Regions from separate parts of the Homo sapiens genome. Here regions 1 and 3 are each linked to region 2. The links are chromatin loops, found by intact Hi-C in ENCODE. Cell type or tissue: heart right ventricle. All regions are shown on one strand. Each heading gives the region's core, and the rest is flanking DNA. Links, peaks and the distances in the headings are about the cores only. Region 1 overlaps GPHN (gephyrin). Region 2 overlaps GPHN (gephyrin). Region 3 overlaps PALS1 (protein associated with LIN7 1, MAGUK p55 family member).

The links. Peaks named below come from ENCODE experiments on the same cell type or tissue, not always from the same donor. Only the 100,000 strongest peaks of a DNase experiment are listed, where the experiment ranks them.
Region 1: it touches region 2 in a loop (4-fold over the local background); 12 of 110 quality-filtered maps call a loop at or near these places.
Region 3: a loop joins it to region 2, with 8 times the contacts of the local background. A loop is called at or near these places in 16 of 110 quality-filtered maps.

What each region holds. Positions count from the first base shown.
Region 1 is chr14:67,134,200-67,140,802 of GRCh38, forward strand. The region is part of intron 17 of GPHN (gephyrin); the gene reads left to right. All of the region lies in intron 2 of LOC105370538 (a long non-coding RNA gene), which reads right to left. Among named protein-coding and RNA genes, the nearest start is that of GARIN2, 52 kb to the right of the region's middle. In heart right ventricle, for the core only: a CTCF peak has its summit at 3,757; no DNase peak of the experiment used is centred there.
Region 2 is chr14:66,620,956-66,627,558 of GRCh38, forward strand. The region is part of intron 1 of GPHN (gephyrin); the gene reads left to right. Among named protein-coding and RNA genes, the nearest start is that of GPHN, 120 kb to the left of the region's middle. In heart right ventricle, for the core only: a CTCF peak has its summit at 3,569 (motif pointing right); a DNase peak (open chromatin) is centred at 3,571; H3K27ac peaks cover 560 bases.
Region 3 is chr14:67,282,952-67,289,554 of GRCh38, forward strand. The region is part of intron 3 of PALS1 (protein associated with LIN7 1, MAGUK p55 family member); the gene reads left to right. It also overlaps a transcript of GPHN not described here. Among named protein-coding and RNA genes, the nearest start is that of PALS1, 45 kb to the left of the region's middle. In heart right ventricle, for the core only: CTCF peaks have their summits at 3,093 (motif pointing left) and 3,292; no DNase peak of the experiment used is centred there.

The DNA.
Region 1 (6,603 bases), core at 633-5,632, 510 kb after region 2:
CTTTTAGTGAGAAAGATCTCTACTGCCTCATGAGGTAGCACATTCTATTGTTCGATGGCTGTTAAAGTAAGTATGTTTTTCCATTACACAGAGCCAGTCTTTCTTCCTGTGTCTTTCATCTGTTAGCCCTAATTCTGCCCTCCAAGCAATGCCAAATAAGTTGGCTTCCTCTTTTACATGATATTTGAATATACAGTTGTTTCACCTTAATCCCTTCTCAAAGTACTGTTTATGATTATATGTTTAGCAGTATCTTTTCTTTCATCCCAGACAATATTATTAGCCTATGATATTATAATTGAGTAACTAAACTATTTACTCCCAAAGCTACTGTGGATAGACTGACTTGAAATCAAGTTTCATTCAGCCCATTTACTGAGTGCCTACAATGTGCAGGAATTTGGTGGGACAATCAGGAAGTCTGGATGAAATGAGACGCTGTCTTGTGAGAGAGTTGTATACTGCTGCATCACCTTTACAAAGTTTCCTTTTATCACAATTTGTTGTGTCTCTTTATTCTTTTTTTTAACATCAAATCCCGTTTTGACATTAATATTACTACTCCTGCTTTTTTGCTTATTTACATTTGCCTGGTGACTTTTTGCCCTACTTGTTATTTTCTTTCTTTCTTTCTTTTTCCTTCTTTCTTTCTCTTTCTCTTTCTTTTTTAATTTTTCTTTTCTTTCTTTTTTCTTCTTTATCTTTCCTTTCTCTCTCTTTCTTTCTCTCTTTTTTTCTCTTTCTTTCTTTCTTCTTTTTTTTTTTTTTTTTTTTTTTTTTGACAGAGTCTTACTCTGTCACCCAGGCTGGAGTGCAATGGCACAATCTCAGCTTACTGCAACCTCCATCTCCCAGGTTCAAGTGATCCTCCTGCCTCAGTGTCCTGAGTAACGGGCATTACGGGCACCTGCCACCACACCCAACTAATTTTTATATTTTTAGTAGAGACAGGGTTTCACCATGTTGGCCAGGCTGGTCTCGAACTCCTGACCTCAAGTGATCCACCTGCCTTGGCCTCCCAAAGTGCTGGGATTATAGGTGTGAGACACCATGCCCAGCCTAGATTTAGCTATATTTTTTATAAAGGACTGTGTGTGTGTGTTTCACTACTGTTTTCTCTCCTCCAACTTCCCCTACCTTGAAGTCTATGTTCTGAATCATTTTTTCATTTACAGTCATTTTTCCAGAACATTACTTGGTGATTTGTCATCTGAATCTTTGCATTCTAACAAGTATCATTCTTCCATTTTGATTAGTGAATGACTGGATGTAAGATTTGAGGGTTGTATGGCTTGAAGAGATATGTTGATGTTAATTTACTATTTTCTAGTTTTTGGTATTGTAGGTAAGAAGTCCAAAGCCAATATTACTTTTTCCTTTGTTAGTAACCCAATCTTCCTATTAAATATTTGGTAGCTTGTAAGATTTTCTGTTTATTTTTGAAATTCCAAAATTGTACCAGGACATATTTAGGTTTATGTTTTTGTTTTGCTTTTTTTTTTAAATCAATCTTGGCTGGAACTTAGTAAACCTTTTCAATTTCCAAGTCCAACTCTTCTCAAATAAATAAAATTTTCCTCTTTTCCCCCCTATCTCTTCCTTTATTTCCTTATGGAATTCCTATTGGTAGTATGTCAGTCTCTTGCTCTGTCTTCTTATTATTTTCTGCATGACTTCTATCTTTTGCACTTTTGCACAATCCTTGGAGATATTTCTACCACTTGATCTTCCAAGCAACTAATTGAATTTTTGACAAGGACTGTAATTACCTTCATCTACTAAATCTTAAAATTTGAAAATCACATATTTTGTTCCAGAACACAGTGTTAATGTCATAATTGAATCTGTATTAGTGTTTTAATTGCTTATTATTGTTATTAAAATTATCTATTGCCCCAGAAGTTTTATTTCTCTAGGTATCCTAAATATTATGCTCATTCTTCCACTCTCCAGTTGGTTGTTACTTAGGTTGCTGGTATTTTCCTCTCCCTACTGAAAGTTCGATTCACCCTAAGGGTTCTGGAAGCTGCTAGGGTACTTTGGGCCTGGTGAGAATGGAGTTACAGTGGGAAAGAGGATCATGAGTGGCAAAAGGAAGAGAAGTGTCAATTCCTGAATTAGCAAAGCACAAAATGGCAAGCTGCTAGTCTTCTATTAAAGTACAAAAAATAAACAGTCCAAGCCTCTGTGCTTCCTGGACGGTTTTGTTGTGAAGGCTGGACTTTCCCAGCCTTTAAAGGATAGGGCAGTCTTAGTATTTTTTCAAGTAGACTTCAGACTTCTGGGTCAACCTAAAAAAATTTATAGCTTTGCCCTTGATCTGGATCCCAACCAACCACAAATTCTTAGAATCAGTGAATGTTAGAGATGAAAAAGACATACTCCAAATGTCCTCATTTTATAGATAAAGAGAATAATACCCCCTTCCCCAAAAAAATGATACTAGTTTTTCAGGATCATCTAGGTAGTTAGCAGTAGAGATAAAACAGGATTCTAGACTTTGTGACACTCAGGTCTTCAATTAATGGCTTTATCTTCTGTTGCCTAGTACATACATTCTTAGCATTAAAGCAATTGTCTTACAGAATGTTTTCATGTAATATTGGTACTCTAAGAGAACAATGGTTAGGTATTTAATTATTCAAATGAAAATGAATGGGAAGTGTTAGTAAATCAAGATTCATGTTAGTATTAGAATTATTTTTGGCTAGGCGCAGTGGCTCATGCCTATAATCCCAGCGCTTTGGGAGGCCAGGAGTTCAAGACCAGCCTGGCCAACATGGCAAAACTCTACTAAAAATACAAAAAATTGCCAAGCATGGTGGCACACACTTGTAATCCCAGCTACTTGGGTGGCTAAGGCACGGGAATCACTTAAAGCCAGGAGGCAGAGGTTGCAGTGAGTAGAGGTAGCGCCATGCACTCCAGCCTGGGTGACAGAGCAAGAATCTGTCTTTTTTTTTTGAGAAGGATTCTTGCACTGTCACCCAGGCTGGAGTGCAGTGGCACGATCTCTGCTCACTGCAGGCTCCACCTCCCAGGTTCATGCCATTCTCCTGCCTCAGCCTCCCGAGTAGCTGGGACTACAGGTGCCCGCCACCACGCCCGGCTAATTTTTTGTATTTTTAGTAGAGACAGGGTTTCACCATGTTAACCAGAATGGTCCCGATCTCCTGACCTCGTGATCCACCTGCCTTGGCCTCCCAAAGTGCTAGGATTACAGGCATGAGCCACCACGCCTGGCTGACTCTGTCTTAAAAAAGAAAAAAAGAATTATTTTTCGGCCAGGTGCAGTGGCTCATGCCTGTAATCCCAGCACTTTTGGAGGCTGAGGCGGGCAGATCTCTTGAGCCCAGGAGTTCAAGACTAGCCTGGGCAACATGGTGAAACCCTGTCTACAAAAAACACAAAAAATATTATCCAGGTGTGGTGGCGCACTCTTGTGGTCCCAGCTACTCAGGAGGCTGAGGTGGGAGGATCGCTTTAGCCTGGTATGTGGAGGCTGCAGTGAGCTGTGATCACACCACTGCACTCCAGCCTGGGTGATAGAGTGAGACCCTGTCTCAAAAAAAGAAAAAAAGAGATTTATCTTTAAAGGAATGGCTAAGCACCATCCAAATTAAATTAAAACTGCAGTTGTTAATGAAGAAAGATTTAAGTGATATCATGATATCCCTTTAAGATATGCCACTCTTTGTGAAAAGGGAAACTACTGATATATACCTAGAAAACTTAATCTGCTTAATCCAATAGCCCCTCTAGTGGCAGTGGTGAGAATAAGTCAAATTTTAGAAGTACAAATTTTGTTTCTATCAGTATTTGGTATATACAAATAAGATTTATATATTTATATAAATGCTGATAAATAGCTTTTATCTGAAGGTGTTTTATGTGTAACAAAGTGTCTTTCATAATGCAAATATTACTATATTTAGAAGAAGAATAGAGAAAACACAGGATGAGTTTGAACCTAATACTACCTATGTGAACCTCAGTGTCCTCTTTTGTACTGCCTTCCTCACAGAGTTGTGAGATTAACACATAGGTGTGAAAATGTATTTTTTAAAAACATTAGTATTGTCATTAATTATATTTCTTGGATATTAATTGATCTTATATGTGGGAAGTTCTGTCTTAAATATAAGGTCAGATTATAATGTTTTGTAGTTTTAGCCTCCTATCATTGAGAAAATTAATATACCCTGCTTGCTTTATGTGAGAAAACTGAGAAAATCATGAACTGTTTTCTCTCTATTATATTATTCATGATTATAACCCTTGTTACCTATTTCCTCTTATCACTATTCAGAGTAATCTTTGAGTTTTAGAAAGAAAACTCAGTTTTTATATGTTAAAAATGAAGAGTCTGGGGGAAGGAATATGAAGTAAATATTGGAAAATATTAGCATTTGTCAAATCTGAGCGATGGATACATGGGTGTTTGTTATACTGTTATGTTGGAAATGTTTTATAATTTAAAATATAGCATGAATCATAAAAAAGAAAGCAAATTTATGATGTGAATAGGCCCTTAAGCTATGGTTAACCAAAATCATAGTTTTCATCTGAACATGGGATTCTGAATCATGTTCATTTCATTCCACAGAGTGATAGTAAAATGTTCACACATGCAGTTTTCTGCTGGTTACCTCAGACAAATCCATACCTCTTGCCACAGCATCCTCTCCTTTTTTTTTTTTTTTTTTTTTTTTTTTTTAAATTATTAAGAGACTAGGTCTAGGGCCAGGCACGGTGGCTCATGCCTGTAATCCCAGCACTTTGGGAGGCCAAGGTGGGCGGATCACTTGAGGTCAGGAGTTCAAGACTAGCCTGGCAAACATGGTGAAACCCATCTCTACTAAAAATACAAAACATTAGCCAGCCATGGTGGCGGACATTTGTAATCCCAGATGCTTGAGAGGCTGAGACAGGAGAGTTGCTTGAACCCAGGAGGCGGAGGTTGCAGTGAGCCGAGATCGCGCCACTACACTCCAGCCTGGTCAACAAAGCAATACTCCATCTCAAAAAAAAAAAGAGAGAGAGAGACTAGGTCTCACTACATCACCCAGGCTAGAATGCAGTGGCTATTCACAGATGTGATAATAGCTCGCTGCAGTCTTGAACTCCGGGGCTCAAGCAATCCTCTCACATCAGCCTCTCAGGTAGCTGAGACTACAGGTGTGCCACCGCACTTGGCCAGCATCCTCTCTTTCTGATGATTCTGGACAAGGGTCCGTTCTCATTAGACTCTTTCTTTTATGGTATATTACATGCCTTTAAAAAACTACACAATCACTTCTGATTAGGCAGGGAGTGGAACAAGCATTTAATAAGAAGCCAGAGTTTGTAGTCCTGGCTCTGCCATTTACTGCTCTATCTACACTTTGCCTCTCTGAATATAACTTGCCTTTTCTTAAAATGAGCATAGTAATACCTTTTCAGTCTAGCATACAGATTTGTTGAGAGATTATAGCATGCAACATAAATGAAGTTATAGATCCCCTGGCTGTTGTCATATGTTGGTACCTGTCTCTCTAGTAAGGCAGGATGTCTGATCAAATCTCCAGAAGCCAGAAGCGTACAACAGAAAGGAGAGTTACAGAGAGTAGCAAAGGGGGATAGAGTATGGCAGGACCCAAATAACTGGCCCAGCAGTGACAATGGACAAGATAACATTTACAACTTTGAGATTCAATGATTTTGTGAATATACTACCCACAGAGTACAAAGTATCATTGAGCATATTCTTTGAAACATGATAAATTTCAGTAAGGATTTGGAACAAAATCCCTTTCAGCTGATTTCTGCAAATTAGAAAATTTCATGTAGAGAATTGATGTCTCTGAGGTTTCACAAAATAGGAAAAAAACATGTTTCCCAGATAACATGAAAATAATGAGTAAGGCTGGCACGGCGGCTCACACCTGTAATCCCAACACTTTGGGAGGCCAAGGCGAGCAGATCACCTGAGGTCAGGAGTTCAAGGCCAGCCTGGCCAACATGGTGAAACCCTGTCTCTACTAAAAATACAAAAATTAGCCTGGCATGTTGGCAGGCACCTGTAATCCCAGCTCCTTGGGAGACTGAGGCAGGAGAATCGCATGAACCCAGGAGGCAGAGGTTGCAGTGAGCCGAGATTGTGCCATTGTACTCCAGTCTGGGCAACAAGAGCAAGACTCCATCTAAAAAAAAAAAAAAAAAGTACGATAAAGCACTGAAAAGTACTTATTTATAGTAATCAGCTAGGCTCCAGAACCTTTATCCCCCTACAGAGATGAATACCATGATGGTGTGCATCTCACTGCTGCTTTGTTTACAGTAGCTTTACAATAATTCTATAGAATCAACATATTGTAGTTATATATTACAAGGTTTGTAAAATTAGCTAATATCTTTTTCTACTAACATAAAATTATATTTGTTGATAGTATTCATTACCCAGTCAGTATTTTGAACCACATTCCATGTGATGCTGTGTTTGGGATGTTTTTTCCATTTACTCCATAGTAAATGAGGAACCATTGGCTTAGCATAATGATAATATGATCCAGCAAGGCAAGGAGCCCAGAACTCTGGGCATCAGGAACCCATCACATGCATATT
Region 2 (6,603 bases), core at 858-5,857:
GCAGGGCTATCAAATCTTTTTTTTTGAGAGAGAGAGTCTAACTCTGTCGCCCAGGCTGGAGTGCACTGGCGTGATCTTGGCTCACTGCAAGCTCTGCCTCCCGGGTTCACGCCATTCTCCTGCCTCAGCCTCCTGAGCAGCTGGGACTACAAGCATCCACCACCAAGCCCAGCCAATTTTTTTTTTTTTTTTTGTATTTTTAGTAGAGATGGGGTTTCACTGTGTTAGCCAGGGTGGTCTCGATTTCCTGACCTCATGATCCGCCTGCCTCGGCCTCCCAAAGTGCTGGGATTACAGGCATGAGCCACTGCACCCAGCCAATTTTTTTTTTTCGTATTTGTAGTAGAGATGGGATTTCACCATGTTAGCCAGGATGGTCTCTATCTCCTGACCTCGTGATCCACCTGCCTCGGCCTCCCAAAGTGCTGGGATTACAGATGTGAGCCACAGTGCCTGGCCAGGGCTGTCAAATCTTTTTTTTTTTTTTGAGACAGAGTCTCCCTCTGTCGCCCAGGCTAGAGTGCAATGGCACGATCTCAGCTCACTGCCAGCTCCACCCCCTGGGTTCACACCATTCTCCTGCCTCAGTCTCCTGAGTAGCTGGGACTACAGGCACCCGCCACCATGCCCAGCTAATTTTTTGTATTTTAGTAGAGACGGGGTTTCACCATGTTAGCCAGGATGGTCTCGATCTCCTGACCTTGTGATCCACCGCCTCGGCCTCCCAAAATGCTGGGATTACAGGCGTGAGCCACCGCACCCAGCCGGCTGTGAAATCTTAAAGCTCCAAAATGATCTCCTTTGACTCCATATCTCATGTCCGGGTCATGCTGATGCAAGAGGTGGGTTCTCATGGTCTGGGCAGCTCCACCCCTGTGTCTCTGCAGGATACAGCCTCCATCCCAGCTGCTTTCATTGGCTAGTAGTGACTGTCTGTGGCTTTTCCAGGCACACAGTGCTGTCGGTGGATCTGCCATTATGGGGTCTGGAGGATGGTGGCCCTTTCTCACAGTTCCACTAGGTTGGAGCCCCAGTAGGAACTCCATGTGGGTGATTCAACCCCACATTTCTTTTCTGCACTGCCCTAGCAGAGGTTCTTCATGAGCGCCCCACCCCTGCAGCAAACTTCTGCCTGGACATCCAGGTATTTACGTACATCCTGTGAAATCCAGGTGGAGGCTCCCAAACCTCAGTTCTTGACTTCTATGCACTTGCAGGCTCAACACCACATGAAAGCTGCCAAGGCCTGGGGCTTGAACCCTCTGAACGCATGGCCTGAGCTTATACTGGCCCCTTTCAGTCATGGCTGGAGCAGCTGGGATGCAGGGCACCACCTTTCTGGACTGCACACACCATGGGGACCCTTGGCCCGGCCCACAAAACCATGTTTTCCTCCTAGGCCTTTGAGCCTGTGATGGGAGGGGCTGCCATGAAGACCTGTGACATGTCCTGGAGACATTTTCCCCATTGTCTAGGGGATTAACATTCAGCTCCTCATTACTTTTGCAAATTTCTGCATCCGGCTTGAATTTCTCCTCAGAAAATGGGATTTTCTTTTCTTTCGCATTGTCAGGCTACAAGTTTTCCAAACTTTTATGCTCTGTTTCCCTTTTAAAACTGAATGCCTTTAACAGCACCCAAGTCATGTCTTGAATGCTTTACTGCTTAGAAATTTCTTCCATCAGATACCCTAAATCATCTCTCTCAAGTTCAAAGTTCCACAGATCTCTGGGGCAGGGGCAAAAAGCTGCCAGTCTCTTTGCCAAAACATAGCAAGAGTCACCTTTGCTCCAGTTTCCAACAAGTTCCTCATCTCCTTGTGAGACCACCTCAGCCTGTACCTTTTTGTTCATATCACTATCAGCATTTTTGTCAAAGCCATTCAACAAATCTCTAGGAAGTTCCAAACTTTCCCAGATTTTCCTGTCTTCTTCTGAGCCCTCCAAACTGTCCCAATCTCTGCCTGTTATCCAGTTCCAAACTCGCTTCCACATTTTCATGTATGTTTTCAGCAGCACCCCATTCTACTGGTACCAATTTACTGTATTAATCCATTTTCATGCTGCTGATAAAGACATACCTGAGACTGGGCAATTTATAAAAGAAAGAGGTTTAATGGACTTACAGTTCTTCATGACTGGGGAGGCCTCACAATCATGGCAGAAGGCAAAGAGGAGCTTGTATGGCAGTGGACAAAGTCACCTCTTATATGGCAGTGGACAAAGAGAGAACTTGTGCAGGGAAACTCCCATTTTTAAAACAATCAGATTTCATGAGACTCATTCACTATAATGAGGACAGCACACGAAAGACCCACCCCCATAATTCAATCACCTCCGACCAGGTTCCTCCCAAGACATGTGGGAATTGTAGGAGTTACAATTGAGGATGAGATTTGGGTGGGGACACAGCCAAACCATATCAGCCAGCAACCTTGGAAGTTAGTTTGCTTGATCATGTGACTGGCTGCTCAAAGCTGAAAGCAAATACAAAGCCTACTAAAAATACAAAAATTGGCTGGGTGTGGTGATGTGCACCTGTAGTCCCAGTTACTTGGGATGCTGAGGCACGAGAATCACTTGAACCCAGGAGATGGAGGTTGCAATAAGCTGAGATTGTGCCACTGTGCTCCAGCCTGTGTGTTGGAGTGAGACTCTGTTTCAAAAAAAAAAAAAAAAAAAAAGCAAAGTCATGCTTATTGGTGTATGTGCCACTTTCTCAGTTTGTGTCCTCTCATCCTGCCATCCCCCCTTTACCCTGACATCAGCTGCCTCAAGGAGAAAACTAAGTGCCCTGGAGAAATTTTAAAGAAGAGGAGGGACCTGAACTTTCATGGCTTTATTGGATACGGGTTACCAGATCACCATCCTTGGTCCCATGTGGGAAGGGAAAGCTGAACCCAGGGCTTGCCAAAAGGGCTGAAGATGAAGGGGAAGAGCTACCGTAATATTTCACCTCCTTGAGCGAGGTTGCTTTCCAAATATCAGAAGCTACATGAGGGAGGAAACAACTGCAGGGTTTGGACACCAACCCTGGAGCGAGCAGCCAAAGGAGAGAAAAAGTCTACACAGTGCTCCTCATGTCCTTATCGTCCTTTTCCACTCCCAGTACTCTCTGCTCCCCAGATTTTCAGCCTGGAGATATTACAGGCATTTTGTGGCCATTGTAAGCTGTCACATACCAACACTCTGTAGATTGTCAAATTTATGAATGTACCATTTCATAATTTCTGGAAACATGTTTTCTCTTAGTACAGTTCATTAATATGGCATAAGACATGTTTACTGGCAGACTCAAATATCTTTATTTCCTCTGTAATAAGAAGAACTAAATTACTATAGCCCTTGACATGTGCCTGTGAGACACCTTGGTCCGTGTTTTAGTATAGGATCTGTATCTGAATTCAACTGCTAGATTTGAGGAAAGTTTACCAAGGGATATGATGTTAAATTGACCTTGTGGGTAAAGCCCTTGGGCTGATTTCATGTACAAAGTTTACTCTATTAAATAAACGGTTGGGTCTGGTTCTCTGATAGCTTAAGTGAAAAGCTAATGGTGTCCACTGGGTGGCAGCCACCCTCCAGCTCCAAGGACAGTCTAAAAGATTAACTGGTAAGGGCTGATCCAGCACAATGGGCTGAATTAAAAGCCATTTTCTTGGACCAGGGGTTGAGAGACTTCAGTCTGTGTGCCAAATTTGGCTACAATCTGTTTTTCTATTGCTCTTAGCTTGGGAGGATTTTTACATTTTTTAAAGCATTGGGGGAAAAAGAATACACACTTGAGACTGTATGGGGCTTGCAAAGCCAAAACTATTTACTATCTGCTCTTTTCAGAAAACAAGTTTTCTAACTCCTACCTTAGACAGTATTCCTAAGGATTAAGTTATGATATCTTTTTCCTGAGTGTTGGGCTCTTGCCAGTTACTTCACTTGGGTAGTAATAGTAGATTACAGAGACACCCCTCCATGGAGACATAAGCTATGAACTGCCATTTGGAAGGGCTGGGTCACTCATGTTGATGCCTAGAGTAAGTGCCTGTTTTTACAATTAGTCTGAATGGAATCAAGCTGCTGGTCAAGCCTGCACTTGTTAGTGCCTTTCAATCTGGAAACTTGTCTTTTTTTTTCTTCTTCTTCTTTTTGAGGCAGGGTCTTGCCCTGTCACCAGGTTGCAGTGCCGTGGTACGAGATGGTCACTATAGCCTTGACCTCCCAGTCTCAAGCAATCCTCTCTCCTTAGCCTCCCATGTAACTGGAACTACAAACACGCACCACCACACCTAATTTTATAATTTTTTTGTAGAGACAGGGTCTCACTATGTTGCCAAGGGTCTCGAACTCCTGGGCTCAAGTGATCCTCCTGCCTTGGTCTCCCAGAGTGCTAGGATTACACTCATGGGCCACCATGCCCGGCCATTGTCTTTCATTTTTGGAAAATTTTCATATATTATTTACTTGATCAGCCCCTCCCTTCTTTTTTCTTGTTTTGTTTTTCTGGAATTTCTGTTTGGATGTTAGAGTTTCTCAATTTCCCCCCCAATTTTCTTAACTTTTCTTTCCTATTGTCTGCCTTTTGTCCTACTTCTTGGTAGTTTCTTTTCCCTACCTTTGTTTTCAAACCTTCTAATACAGTTTATGTTTCATTTACATTTTTAAATTCCAAGAATTCTTCCTCCAATGCCTGTTTGTAATAATACCCTGTTCTTATGTCAAGTACACAATTTGTCAGTCTCCATCTAATAAAATCACAGTGTGGTTTTTTAAAGACTATTCTGTTTCTTGCATTGTTTATTCCCAAATCCTTTTTGTTTGTTACTGCGTTTAGTTTAATCTGTGCTATTTATGATGCAAGCTTTCTTCACATATCTTGTGATTCTTATATGCAGATTTATATTTAATAGGGAGGCAATAAATATGAGTTGGCTTTTCTATGTAATAGGACAGGCCTTATAACCCAGTGGACTTCATTGTAGGGTTATTAGGTAGGTATCCAGAGGTACTCATAAATGTCACTATCATAGGGCATTTTCTCTTGGGCTGTTTAGTTCCTTCTGAGAAAAACTTTTAACTTCCTACCTGAATGGTGTAAACTTGTCTGGCAGTGTTATTTTAGCCATGTGATGGAGAAGTCTGGGATTCTCACCATTTAGTATGTTAACTTTCAATTAATACCCCTGTTTTTCATAAGGTGCTTCTCCTCTACCATCTATTATGCTTAGATAATTATAGAGAACCAGAATCTGTTTAGCAAGGGCTGAAATTTATGTTCTATCTTATAGATAGGAAAAGTAAATGGAGCCTAAAATGCAGATATAAGTGCATAAAAGTTATTCTGTTAATTCTTTTCTCTATATTAAATATGATGTTTCTCCAAATTTTGATGTTTTATTTGAAGCCATAATAAACTTTGTTCTAAGGCATTCACATTCATTTAAGTAATTGGATTTATTTTATGAAACATTCTCATTCTGATCAAAATTTTCACCGAAGGATGAAGATTTAACAGAAGTGCTAATAGTAATATATTTGAGTTGAACTTTAGGTAACATGTTAGAAAGAAGATAACTTAATATTTTGAGGATATTTTCCATTTAAATAAAAACAGCAAGAACCAATGTATTAAATTGAATGCTGTGGTTCTAGTTATTGTTTTTTGGATGTATTTAATAATTTCTAATGTCTTTTTGGCTTAACACTGGACCTCACAGTTAGGTAATGAGGATGGAAGTAGTATATTTGCCTTTCTATGAATGCCATACCATAAGATTTTTCAGGATATTTTTGTAGTTAAGAAGATAGCATATGAGTAGAATGATAGATAATTCAATTTGAGGTACTTGTAACTGAATTGGATTCATGTCTACTGGAGATGAGATTCTCATGGAAAATCAACAGCTGATAATGTAAATGAAGAACTTTGTGATCCTACAAATTATAAAACAGTGCAGTTATCATTTAGGTTTTAGGTTTTGACTGCCAGAGATTTGCTTTATAGAGATTTGCTTTATTGAGATTTGCTTTATTGGGAATGCCTATATTTCAGTGTTAGAATTATTATAATTGACTATAGATCTTTTATATAAAATATTCTCATTTGGGGGAATAGAGGATAGATAGCAATATATGACTCTTACCTTAAAATTGGTATAAATCTAATGAATACCCATATAATTACTATTGAACTTAAGAAATAAAACATTACAGATAAAATGGAAGTCATCTGTGAATCTCTTACCTATACCATTCACCTTTATCATTCTCTTCCCAGTAGTAACCCTTATTCTGAATTTGTTGTTTTATATTCCCTGCTTGTTTCACAATTTTACTCTTTTTCTCACATCCAGAATAAATGTAGTCTTGTTTTACGTATCTTAAACTATATTTGAATAGTATCAAACTGGAACATGCTTCCCCCCGCCCCCAACATTGTTTCTCAGATACATTCGTTGATGGATCTAGTTCTTTATTTCAACTGTTGAAGAGTATTTCATTGCATGAATGTATCATAATTTATTATTAATTCCTCTATTGCTTGTTTCATAATTTTTACTCTTGTGAACAGTGCTTCAAAGAATCATGAATAGGTGAAAATTTCCTTGAG
Region 3 (6,603 bases), core at 540-5,539, 660 kb after region 2:
ATATATAGATAGAATACTTGAATAAACTAGGGATGACTGCCATCTATCATATATGTGACTATAAAATTGTTGTCTTTGAAGCAGTGTCAGGAAAGGGAACATACACACCCATATATATCTGTGGTGAGCTGTTTAGTGGTTAATAAAAAGACTCCTGGAATTTGTGATTAGGGGCTTTCTAATCTATGAGATACTATTAGTGTGAAGAAGGAAAAACACACCACGGGGAAGAAAACCGGGATGAATAAAGCTAAAGAACAAAATATTTTCATAGAATTAATAGCATGTTTCAGTCTTAATTAGTGTCTGCATATTTTTTGTCAGATGTCTCTGGATATTCAAACTATTAAGTCAAAAGATTATTGACATTTTAAAGTAAAATAGCTCTTTCAGATTTCATTCTGGCATTTAACTGACTTTTGATTGATCATGGGGCATACTGGAATTTTGTGTGATTGTAAACTTTTTTAAAGGTTGGCTTTAAGATAAAGTTTATTTCAAGCCAACAGACAAAATCCCAATGCCAGTAAATCTTGAGTTTTAGTTCAGCCTGCTTCTGAGAAGTTGATTATTTTTACTATCAAATTTTTGTTTAGCTATTGTTACAGATATTTCCAAATAAATGTTATTAGCCATTCCTTCAGGGAATTTTTTTTTATCTTCCTGGAATTGAAATAATTAAATCTGTTGTCACTAGATTTAATGTTTGAAGTGTTGGGATCATTTGAGAATTCTGTGATTTAGTCAGGTTGCTAAAATTAGACCTAAAGATGTAAAAATTCATTAGAGTATATGTATAGTAATGTAAATTTTGTTTATTAAATACACATAATTCTATAGAAAAGTAACTGCTACATCATTCAGTCTTTGACACAATACGTTGAAACTTCATTCCACTTATTAAGCAGTAGTAGGTTTTAAAACTTATTTCTGCCTGCGAAGATTTGCTTCGTTGTCTTACGGCACATTCAGAAATGTATGCGGTAGCTGCATATTGGAAAGTAGGGATAATAGAGTCAAAACTGAGTTTAAATACTTTTTAATGTCACTAAATTGCGCTATTGACTTTGGGCATGTTACTCAATTTTTCTGAGCCTCGGTTTCAGGATTTTCTTGAGGACCAAATGAAAAAAGCATTTGAGTAAATGGCACACTACAGGTTTGAATGAAATTTAATTTTTGTTAGAACCAGAAGCTACAGAGAGATCATCTAACTCTGTAGTCCATAAAATTTGTGGATCTTAACCACTAATTTCTTATTTCATTTTAAAAATAACTTTATTAAGGTATAATTCACATACCATAAAATTTTGTCTTTTAAACTGTAGAATTCATTAGTTTTTAGTATACTCACAAGGTTGTGCAGGCAGGCGTGGTGGTTCACGCCCGTATTAGTAGCACCTTTGGAGGCCAAGGCAGGAGGATCTCTTGAGCCCAGGAGTTTGAGACCAGCTTGGGCAACATAGACCCTATCTCTTAAAAAAAAAAAAAAACAGCTGGGCATGGTGGTATGCTTCTGTAGTCCCAGCATACTAGGGAGGCTGAGGCAGGAGGATTTTTTGAGCTTTGAGCCCAGGAGATCGAGGCTGCAGTGCTAAAAAAAAAAAAAAAAAAAAAAAAAAAAAAAAAAAAAAAAAGGTTGTGCAATCATCACTACTATATAATTCCAAAATATGTACCCATTAATGGTCACTCCCTATTCTGTCCACCACCTGGCCCTTGACAACCACGAATATACTTTCTTTTTGGATTTGCTTATTCTAGACATTTTATATGAATGAAATTACATAACATAGGCTCTTTTGTGACTGGCCTCTTTTCACTTACCATTATGTTTTCAGGGTTCATCCATATTGTAGCATGAATCAGTACTTCATTTCTTTTTTATGGATGAATTAATATTCCACTGTACAAATATACCACATCTTGTTTTTCCATTCGTCTAGGTTAAAAAATTTTTATTTTTATTTTTATTTTTTTGTAGAGACGGGATCTCACTGTGTTGCCCAGGCTGGTCTTGACCTCCTGGCCTCAAGTGATCCTCCCACCGTGGCCTTCCAAAGTGTTAGGATTAGAGGCATGAGCCACCACAATTTTAATTCCACAGGTAGATGTACTGGAAACTGATGTAATTTCCTCCTACTTAGTAATATTAAGTTCCCCATCTGAGTATCATATTTGACCCTACAGTTTAGAGGAAAAGAAATCTTAAAAGTTTCAGAAAAAAGTCATGAAGTTGGTTGGACTTGAAATTTCTGAGGACAGGTTAAAAGAGTTGGAATTATTTACACAATGAAATGGAAAAGCTTAATGCTGGGTATAGGTCCCTAGAAGCTATCTGTTTTCATATGGGGTAAATGAGAGTAATATATAAAAATAAATGATGCCAATCCAGATGGAGATTCCTTAGGTAAATTTTTTTTTTTTTTTTTTGAGACGGAGTCTCGCTCTGTCGCCCAGGCTGGAGTGCAGTGGCGCGATCTCGGCTCACTGCAAGCTCCACCTCCCAGGTTCACACCATTCTCCTGCCTCAGCCTCCCGAGTAGCTGAGACTACAGGTGCCCACCACCACCCCTGGCTAATTTTTTTGTATGTTTTTAGTAGAGATGGGGTTTCACCGTGTTAGCCAGGATGGTCTCGATCTCTGATCTCCTGATCCAGCCGCCTCGGTCTCCCAAAGTACTGGGATTACAGGTGTGAGCCACTGCGCCTGACCCCCTTAGGTAATTTTAATGTTTACCCTTATAACCAAAAAATCTTCCACATGGTTACCCAGAGTTCTAGGCATTGGAAAGTAGGATTTTCTGATAAAGTAACTCTTGGTGATTGCTTTCTGTTGCCTGTTTCAGAGTCCATTCTTTTACGTTTTAGACTGACAGGAGAGGGCAAGGAGGGAGGACAGAGTTTACGAGGGTGGATTTGTGGACCCATGTGTATGTTTGTATTCATCTGATTAGTTGTATCCTAAAGCCAAATGTAAGTGAATTTTCTTACTTTAGAATAATATATTCTCTCTTTTAAATAATCAAGAGTTAAATGTTGCGTGAAATATTAGAGAAGATGGGAGCTTAATTTCTACTGAAAAATCAGGTAAGAGGAAATAGCTCCACCTACAGGGCAAATAATTTAAACTAGATATAAAGAAATTCCTTGTAGGAAATTTGTTACAGACTTGAATTTACTACCAAAGCTAGATTTGCTATGCCTGCCTCTACCTTCTCCTGGGCAGAGTGCCTCCATCCCGCCTTAGTACTTACTTTTTTGTCCACTCCCAACCTAGCACATATATCAGTCTTTCTCACTAGCCTTGTGGTTCTTCATTTCTCTCTTTCTCTGTCCATGTGGTTCCTTCTTGTGTCTGTTGTCTGTCTGTATGGGATTGGGGAAGGGAATTTCTTCTCTCTGTCCTCTGTCTTCTCTTTGTTGTCTCTGTGTCTTCATCTTTTATTATGGAAGAGTGTATTTGACAGGACTGATTTAGTTACATCTGAATGGATTTTTTAAATTCCCTGCAGAATTGTATAGAATGTTGAAAAACTTAGGTGGATTTTTGTTTAAGTAACAGATATATCCATCAAAGAATGGAACATTTCTTTGAGTGTGTGGAAAATTAACTGTTCTTAGCCGGGCGTGGTGGCTCATGCCTATAATCCTAGCACTTTGGGAGGCCGAGGTGGGTGGATCGCTTGAGCTCAGGAGTTGCAGATCAGCCTGGGCAACCTGGTGAAACTCCATCTCTACCAAAAAAAATACAAAAATAGCCAGGTGTGGTGGAATGCGACTGTGGTCTTAGCTACTTGGGAGGCTAGGTGGGAGGATCGCTGGAACCTGAGAAGTTGAGGCTGCAGTGAGCTCTGATTACGCCACTGCACTCCAGCGTGGTGACAGAGTGAGACCTGGTCTCAAAAAAAAAAAAAAAAAAAGAAAAAAACTGTTCTTGAATAATACGTATTTGTGAAGTGCTTTTAAAAATGTACCCTTTATGGCTGCGCGTGGTGGCTCACGCCTGTAATCTCAGCACTTTGGGAGGCCAAGGTGGGTGGATCACTTGAGTCCAGGAGTTCAAGACCAGCTTGGGTGACAGTGAAATCTTGTCTCTACAAAAAATACAAAAAAATTAGTTGGGTGTGGTGTTATGCACCTGTAGTCCCAGCTACTGGGGAGGCTGAGGTGGGAAGGATCACTTGAGCCTGGGAGCTCAGGACTGCAGTGAGCCATGTTCACACCACCGAACTCTAGCCAGGGTGACAGAGCGAAACCCTATCTCAAAAACAAAAACAAAAAAAAAGACACTGGAGATTCTGGTTATGATTAAATTAGAACTGTGGCAAAATAGGTCTTTTACATTTCCTTAGTTTTTTTTTTCCATAAATATATTGGATTAAAAGCCATTGTTCTGATATAAGAAAAAAGGATGAAATTATATTAAGTATGTTCTAGTTAAGACTACAGGGATATCAGTTAAATTCTACTTATTAAAAAGCACTCTAGTAGTAAAATGGGCAAAAGATAAAATGGATGAAAGAAGAAATTCAAATGGCTATAACTTGTAAAAATATGTTCTATCATACCAGATCCCAAAAATTAAAAGATTGATAATTCTTAAATTGATTTGTGTTTGTGAGAACAGACATTCATGTGCAACGCTGGTAGGGGTATGAATTGGTACAAATCCAGAAGGCAGCTTTGGCAGTATGTGTCAAAGTGTTAAATGCTTTTGTTATCTGATTAATAATTTTATCCTAGAAATTTATTCTAAGGAATTGGAAAATAGGTTGCAAAACAACATTTACAGTGTCATCTATACGGTTAGACCAGCATTTTAAAAGTTTGAAAGGCTACATGGCGTAGCAAAATAATACCAGTAGTTAACAGCCGAAAGGTAGAAGTACAGGTAATTTTCAAAATAATGTCAGTATTTTAGTGTCCTTTTGAGTGGCTTTGGTACATAGGAGAGATTATACAGAAACTCCTTGGCCTTAAAAAGTTTAAATTCCCCTGAGGTTGAAGAGACCCAGTAGGGATACAATTACCTTCTGGGCTGTCTATGGCTGCTTGTTGATTTCAGTCAGTGGTGAAATCTGAGGCCCTCAGTCTTTCACAACACACTAACAGCCAGGCTGGGGTCTCCCTTTTTTTTTCCTTCGAGACAGAGTCTCACTCTGTCGCCCAGGCTGGAGTGCAGTGGTGCGATCTCCGCTCACTGCAACTTCCGCCTCCGAGGTTCAAGCGATTCTCCTGCCTCAGCCTCCCAAGTAGCTGGCACTTTAGACATGTGCCACCACACCCAGCTAATTTTTTTGTATTTTCAGTAGAGACGGGATTTTACCATGTTGGCCAGACTGGTCTTGAACTCCTGACCTCAGGTGATCTGCCCTCCTGAGCCTCCCAAAGTGCTGGGATTACAGGCATGACCCACCGCACCCAGCCATGAGACCCTTTTAACAATTACTAAAGACCTTGCAAGGCATGGCTCACACCTGTAATCCTAGCGCTTTGGGTGGACGAGGCAGGAAGATTTCTTGACGCCAGGAGTTATAGACTCCATCTTTACGAAGAAAATTGTTTTAATTAAACAGTAATTTAATTGTCTACTCAGAGAAGTCTAGTCCCCATAAGATTGTAGCTTATGCAAAGCTTAACTGCTTTGTTGCTTTTATAATTTCTTTTTCTTATAAGATATTTAAGTGTTATCCTATTTTGCTTTTAAGACACTTTAAGGCTGTTGAATTATTTAATCTCTTAGGGAATTCTTTGGTAACCTCATTGTATGTGATGGAATCTGACATTTTATATTCTTCCTATCTATTCTTAATATTAGCTTATGGTTAGATTCTGGCTATCCCTCAGCTCTTATCTAGCTCTGGGCCACAGCTTCTTAGGTCATTCTAATGACGGTTTTGACTTTTAAATTTTTTCCCAAATTTTTCTTCATTATAAACTACTGATGAACGCACATATATGTATGTTTAGAGAATAATGACAAGGAAAAAGTTTTATTTTCTTTATTTCCTTTTTTTTTTTTTTTTTTTTGAGACAGGGTCTCACTCTGTCATCTAGGCTAGAGTGCAGTGGCGTGATACTGGGTCACTGCAACCTCCGCCACCCAGGTTCAAGTGATTCTCCTGCCTCAGCCTCCCAAGTAGCTGGGACTACAGGAGCACACCGCCATAACTGGTTAATTTTTGCATTTTTTTGTAGACCTGGAGTTTTGCCATGTTGGCCAGGCTGGTCTCAAACTCCTGACTTCGTGTGATCCACCTGCCTCAGCCTCCCAAAGTGCTGGGATTACAGGCATGAGCCACCATCGCACGTGGCTGGCTTTTAAGTCTTATAAGTCTTTATAAAAAAGACTTTTCCCTGTCATTATTCTCTGAACAATACAATATAACAGCTATTTACATTGTATTAAGTATTATAAGTAATCTAGAGCTGATTTTAGGTAACTGGAGGATGTGTATACCTTATATGCAAATACTCCACCATTTTATATAAGGGACTTGAGCATCTGCAAATTTTTCTGTCTGTGGGAGGTCTTGGAACCAATCTCCCACTGATACCGAGGGATAACTATATATATAAAATAAGGAAGACTAAATATAT